Regions from separate parts of the Homo sapiens genome. Here region 2 is linked to region 1. A link is a loop called in an ENCODE intact Hi-C map of the cell type or tissue named here. Cell type or tissue: HCT116. All regions are shown on one strand. Each heading gives the region's core, and the rest is flanking DNA. Links, peaks and the distances in the headings are about the cores only. Region 1 has its middle 35 kb from the start of CITED4. Region 2 has its middle 31 kb from the start of CTPS1.

The links. Hi-C counts contacts between places; a loop is a spot of excess contacts. Peaks named below come from ENCODE experiments on the same cell type or tissue, not always from the same donor. Only the 100,000 strongest peaks of a DNase experiment are listed, where the experiment ranks them.
Region 2: it touches region 1 in a loop (4-fold over the local background); 13 of 110 quality-filtered maps call a loop at or near these places.

Annotation. Positions count from the first base shown.
Region 1 is chr1:40,896,359-40,899,270 of GRCh38, forward strand. No RefSeq gene overlaps it. Among named protein-coding and RNA genes, the nearest start is that of CITED4, 35 kb to the left of the region's middle. RefSeq lists an enhancer at 1,690-2,889. In HCT116, for the core only: no CTCF peak of the experiment used is centred there; a DNase peak (open chromatin) is centred at 1,343; H3K4me3 peaks cover 681 bases; H3K27ac peaks cover 1,768 bases.
Region 2 is chr1:40,947,590-40,950,501 of GRCh38, forward strand. No RefSeq gene overlaps it. Among named protein-coding and RNA genes, the nearest start is that of CTPS1, 31 kb to the right of the region's middle. In HCT116, for the core only: a CTCF peak has its summit at 1,528 (motif pointing left); a DNase peak (open chromatin) is centred at 1,502.

The DNA of each region.
Region 1 (2,912 bases), core at 262-2,761:
GGACGGGCTTCACTATATCAGTGATTGATTTGTTTACATGAAATAGAAGCCCACTCCAGCTAGTTTAAGCAAAAAATGTAATTCAATATAAGGCGTTAGAACTATCTCACAGATCTCAAGGGCAGGCAAGTCGCACAAGGACCTTACACTCAGGACTGGTGTTGGGGGAATGCCCACCTTTCCGTCCACTTCTCTCAAAACACCAATTTCCTTTCTGTCTTTCAGACACGTGTCCCAAGCAGCCCTCCTTGGCAAATCTACATTTCCTTACCCAACCAGGACCTGTGGCAAACAGTCTGGCCTCTCCTTGTCCTAATTCCAAAGTTCAGGAATCTGACTGGCCCAGCCTGGCCTCTAGAGTGGTTGCCTGTGAGTCAGGTACCTGCTTCTGCCCCAGTTAACTGGACAAGGAGGCTGGGCTGCATAGAAGAACCAAGGACCCAGGAGACTCCCTGGGCTTGTGGGCTGAGCAGGTACCTACTGAAGAAACCTGAAGAAAACTGAAGAAACCTACTTCAGTTTGGCCGGTCCTGGGGACTAGGAGCAGGCCAGGTGGGCCACGTTTCTGCCCAGTCATTTCCCAGTGCTGAGCTTCTTCAGGGGTAAAATGGCTTTCTCTGGCATTTTAGTGTCTTAGTGCCTCTAGAAACTCTGGAAGGTTCTTTTTATTTTTTACTTTATTACTTTTTTTTTTTTTTTTGAGACGGGGTCTTGCTCTGTGCAGCGGCGCCATCTCGGCTCACTGCAACCTCTGCTTCCCAGGTTCAAGCAATTCTCCCACCTCAGCCTCCTGAGTAGCTGGGATTACAGACGCCTGCCACCATGCCTGACTAATTTTTGTATTTTTAGTAGAAATGAGGTTTCGCCACGTTGGCCAGGCTGGTCTGTAACTCCTGACCTCAGGTGATCCGCCCGCCTGGGCCTCCCAAAGTGCTGAGATTACAGGTGTGAGCCACCACTCCTGGCCTCTTTTTAAATTATTTATTTATTTTATTTTTGGTAGAGACAAGGTCTCGCTATGTTGCCCAGGCTGGTCTCGAATTCCTGGGTTCAACCTATCCTCCCACCTCAGCTTCCCAAAGTGCTGGGATCACAGGCGTGAGCCACCATGCCTGGCCAGCTCTGAAAGGTTCTGACAGAGTCTAGTGACATATGTGTAGCTCATGCTTTGGGGGCTGTTTAAGGCTCCTGGGGACTTATCTACCTGTTTTTCTTAGTCCCTCGCCCTGGTTTACAGACCATTCCCAAGGGACTTCCTGTCTTGCCTTCCTGAGTCACTGCTGAGCTTTGAAAACACGATACATGTGCTGCTTTTGACCAGCCACCTCTTCACTGATTCCGTCTAGTCTCTGTGTTTTCCTTTGCTGGGTGTGACTCTTTGAATCAGACTTCCAGAATGTTAGGGCTGAAAGATCATTGCATCCGAATGCCCTCCACTGCTCACTTGTGGGACCTGAGGTGCAGAGAGGAGAGGATGAGTGAATGCAGATACATCCAAGGTGGCACAGAAGAGGGTTTTAGGTGATACATGGACAAACATTTTGTTATTGTAATAGCTATATTTAAACAGACTGTACTGTTGCTTAGGCTGAGGCTAAATTTATTTAAGTAAAATAGTCCAATAAAGAAAAACACAAAGCAAAAATATCTTACAGATTATAAAAAATGATGAAAGTAGTACAGGAATGAGTGACATTTGGGAAATACTACATTGATGAATGAGTGGGTGAATGGATGAATGAATGAATATATCAATGGATAAGGTACAACACTGGAATCTTTAGGATTCATTTTCTTACAGACATGGAATTTTTTCCCAGTCCTTGCACTTCAAGTCAGAGAATCATCATGATCCCACGAAACACCAGCTCAGCCCCCACAGGTGCTATACTTTTGACGAGATGGAACACAAATGGATTACTATGCAGTTCTCTTTTTTCCAGGTCAGCAAAGTCCAAACGCAGGGGCAACTGAGTGTACCTTTTAAGGTGAATGTCTTGAACTCCAGTTGCTCCGCCTCCTTTGGGTTGCTATGACCTTTTTCCTAATCTTAAAGAGAGGAAGAGCTTTAAGGGCCAGATGGGGTCTCTGGTTTCCCACGGGGCTCCCCAAAGGCAGCCCTTCTTGGCAAAACCCTGGGCCCATGCCAGGACTGAGTCATAGAAGGGAAAGTACCCTGGGTGGAAGTTGGACAGTGACCTTGGGCAAGCCCCTTCCCTCCTTCGCTGGGTCTTAGTGCTTCCTCTGAGAAGCAAGGAGGTTTAACTCCACCTCATTCGTGCCTTCATTCAATAAACACCAAATGCATTCCTGGCATTTGCTTGGTATGTGGGCAGATAAATAGAGTAATTGGATTCAGTGCCTGGAAGAACCCACAGTCAGGTTGGGTGGGGAGAAGGCACCTAAGGGCCTGTAATTACAGATATGTTTAAGAAGGGCTAGATGATGTGGACAGTCCCTGCCCACTCCGGGATCCCTAGAATGTGTCAGTGCAGGGGAAGGAATACATAAGTAACTTGGCAAGGTCACAGGGTTACACCCAGAAAAATGTTAGCCCTTGAAGTTAGGGACAGCCCTGGGCCTAGCTCCTGATCCTTCTCCATCCTACAGAAAACCTGCTGAACATGGATTTTGGAGTTGAGCCAATTCAGATTCCAACCCCTGAGCAGACACCAACTGGAACTGGAAGCGTCACTCTCCGGGCCTCAGTTTCCTCCTTTATCCAAGGGGGATAGGCCCTGGGATCCTAGGACATATGAGGGTTCCATAAGATAAGTATAATGTGTATCATGTCAAGAGCTCAGCACAGGGCCTGGCCCATTGTACGACTCCACCATCAAGGCAGGAGGTCGAATGGACATCTGTCCACTCTGGAAACACACCCACCTCTTGCCTCCCTTGGCTGGTCCCAG
Region 2 (2,912 bases), core at 115-2,614, 51 kb after region 1:
CAGGTGATCCACCCTCCTCAGCCTCCCAAAGTGCTGGGATTACAGGTGTGAGCCACCACGACCGGCCTAATATTTTATTATATTTTTATTTATATTTTGAAAATGATCTCTTGGCCAGGCGCAATGGCTCATGCCTGTAATCCCAGCACTTTGGGAGGCCAAGGTGGGTGGATTACCTGAGGTCACGAGTTCTAAGACCAGCCTGGCCAACATGGCAAAACCCCGTCTCTATTAAAAATACAAAAATTAGCTGCGCATGGTGGCACGTGCCTGTAATCCCAGCTAGTCGGGAGGCTGAGGCATGAGAATGGCTTGAACCAGGGAGACGGAGGTTGCAGTGAGCCGAGATCACGTCATTGGAGTCCAGCCTGGGAGACAAGAGTGAAACTCCGTCTCAAAAAATAAAAAAATAAAAAAGAAAGACAATAATCTCTCTAGCTCTTTCCACATATATTTGATTATAAAAACACATACACATATGTAGCTATATGATTATAATATCTATTATGTATACCTGGAAATTAACATACTAAAGTGTTAACAGTGAGACAGATTGAAGGCAAAGATTGAAATTCATTTTATTTCTCTATCACTGAAATTTTTTTCATTGAGCACATTACTACTTTTGTAACAATGTTAAAAATCATCTTTATTAAAAATTATTTTAAGGTCAAGGCAGATGGATCACTTGAGGTCAGGAGTTTGAGACCAGTCTGGCCAACATGGTGAAACCCCATTTCTACTAAAAATACAAAAATTAGCTAGGCATGGTTGCGCACACCTGTAATCCCAGCTACTCGGGAGGCTGAAGCAGAATTGCTTGAACCCGGGAGGCAGAAGTTGCAGTGGACCGAGCTCCCACCACTGCACTCCAGCCTGGGCAGTAGAGCAAGTCTTCGTGTCAAAAAAAAAAAAAAAATTATTTTAACTGATGTTATGGTTACTAAAAGTCGGCCTGGAAGGACAGATGACTCCCAGACTGCTAACAAATAGGGTTTTCTCCCGGACAGCGTTTCCCTCCCCCGGCTATTAGAGGTTTCCCACCAAGACTCCTGGCTTCCTTTTCAGAGCCAAGAGAGCCAAAGGGGCCCTTGTGTTGCCCAGGGCTCACTGGGGCATAGTAAACATGCCCTAAATACAGTGCAGTCCCACCCTTAACAGTAAAGCTACCCTATCCAGCAGCCCTTTCGCAGAGTGCGGGAATAGCAGCCTCCCCTTCCCACCCCATACTGTGAGCTTCCCTAGGGCAGACACCAGGGCTAACTGTTGTCTGTATTCCTAGCAGCCAGCACAGATAATATTACTCGAACTAATTTATTAACACAAACACAGACTAACACAACTCGCCCACCAGGCAGATGGCGAAGCCTGGCTATAAAACTGGCACAAGGAAGAGAGAAAATTGATTAGCAATGAGTCATGAATGGCAGGAAAGCATGAAGGAGAAAAGGCAGATACACGAAGTCTGTCTACCAGCTGGTCCTTTTTTAAAAAGGGAGGAGGCAGACAGTGCCCCCTACAGGGCTAATGGAAATGGCATCTGCCCTTTTTAGGAAGAAGGGCAGAGGTAGGTAGGGTTGGAGGGGTGGGGAGGTGGGTGCGGGCTATGCTGTATTCTATCCTGCAATGCCAGTGAGTGAGACTGTAGATCATGTTGCCACTAATGACATCTGGTGGAAACGGCATTTGTGGTGGAGATAACTTAATAACATAGCATGTGCGGCACTGTGCTACAGCCCACAAGAAATGGAAAGAATGGCAAGAAGTACTTGTTTGTCCCTGTGTCCCCAGCACCAGGGGCCTGGCACAGAGCAGGGGCTCACTAGAAGCTTGAGAAGGAAGGAAGCCAGGGAGTGAGGTAAGGAGGGAGGGCAAAGGGAGGAGATAGGGAAAATGACGCAAGGACCAAGGAGCTCTTTCCTTTAATTTATTTTATTTTATTTTTTCTTTTCTTTTCTTTTCTTTTCTTTTTTTTTTTTGAGACAGGGTATTGCTCTGTCACCTAGGCTGGAGTGTACCAGTGCAATCACGGCTCATAGCAGCCTCTACCTCCTGGGTTCAAGCTATCCTCCTGCCCCAGCCTCCCAAGTAGCTAGAACTACAGGTGTGTGCTGCCACACCCAGCTAATTTTTAAAAAATATTTTGTAGAACCATGGAATACTATGCAGCCATAAAAAAGAATGAGATCAGCTGGGCATGGTGGCTCATGTCTGCACTTACTCCCAGCACTTTGGGAGGCCGAGGCAGGCGAATCATGAGATCAGGAGTTCAAGACCAGCCTACCCAATATGGTGAAACCCCGTCACTACTAAAAATACAAACAATTAGCTGGGCGTAGTGGTGGGCACCTGTAATCCCAGCTACTCGGGAGGCTGAGGCAGGAGAATCACTTGAACCTGGGAGGCAGAGGTTGCAGTGAGCTGAGATCGCGCCACTGCACTCCAGCCTGGGCGACAAAGTGAGACTGCATCTCAAAAAAAAAAAAAAAAAAAAAGAGAGATCATGTCCTTTGCAGGGACATGGATGGAGCTCAAAGCCATTATCCTCAGCAAACTAATGCAGAAACAGCAAACCAAATACTGCATGTTCTCACTTACAAGTGGGAACTGCATTATGTTAACACATGGACACATATGGGGGGGCAACAACACACACTAGGACCTGTCGGAGGGTGGGAGGTGGGAGAAGGGAGAGCATCAGGAAGAAAAGCTAATGGATGCTGGACTTAATACCTGAGTGATGGGATGATCTGTGCAGGAAACCACCATGGCACACGTTTACCTATGTAACAAACCTGCACATGCTGCACCTGTATCCCTGAACTTAAAATAAATGTTGGAAATTTAAAAAAAAAAGAAAAGAAAAGAAAAAAATCTTTTGTAGAAACAGGGTCTCACTATGTTGCTCAGGC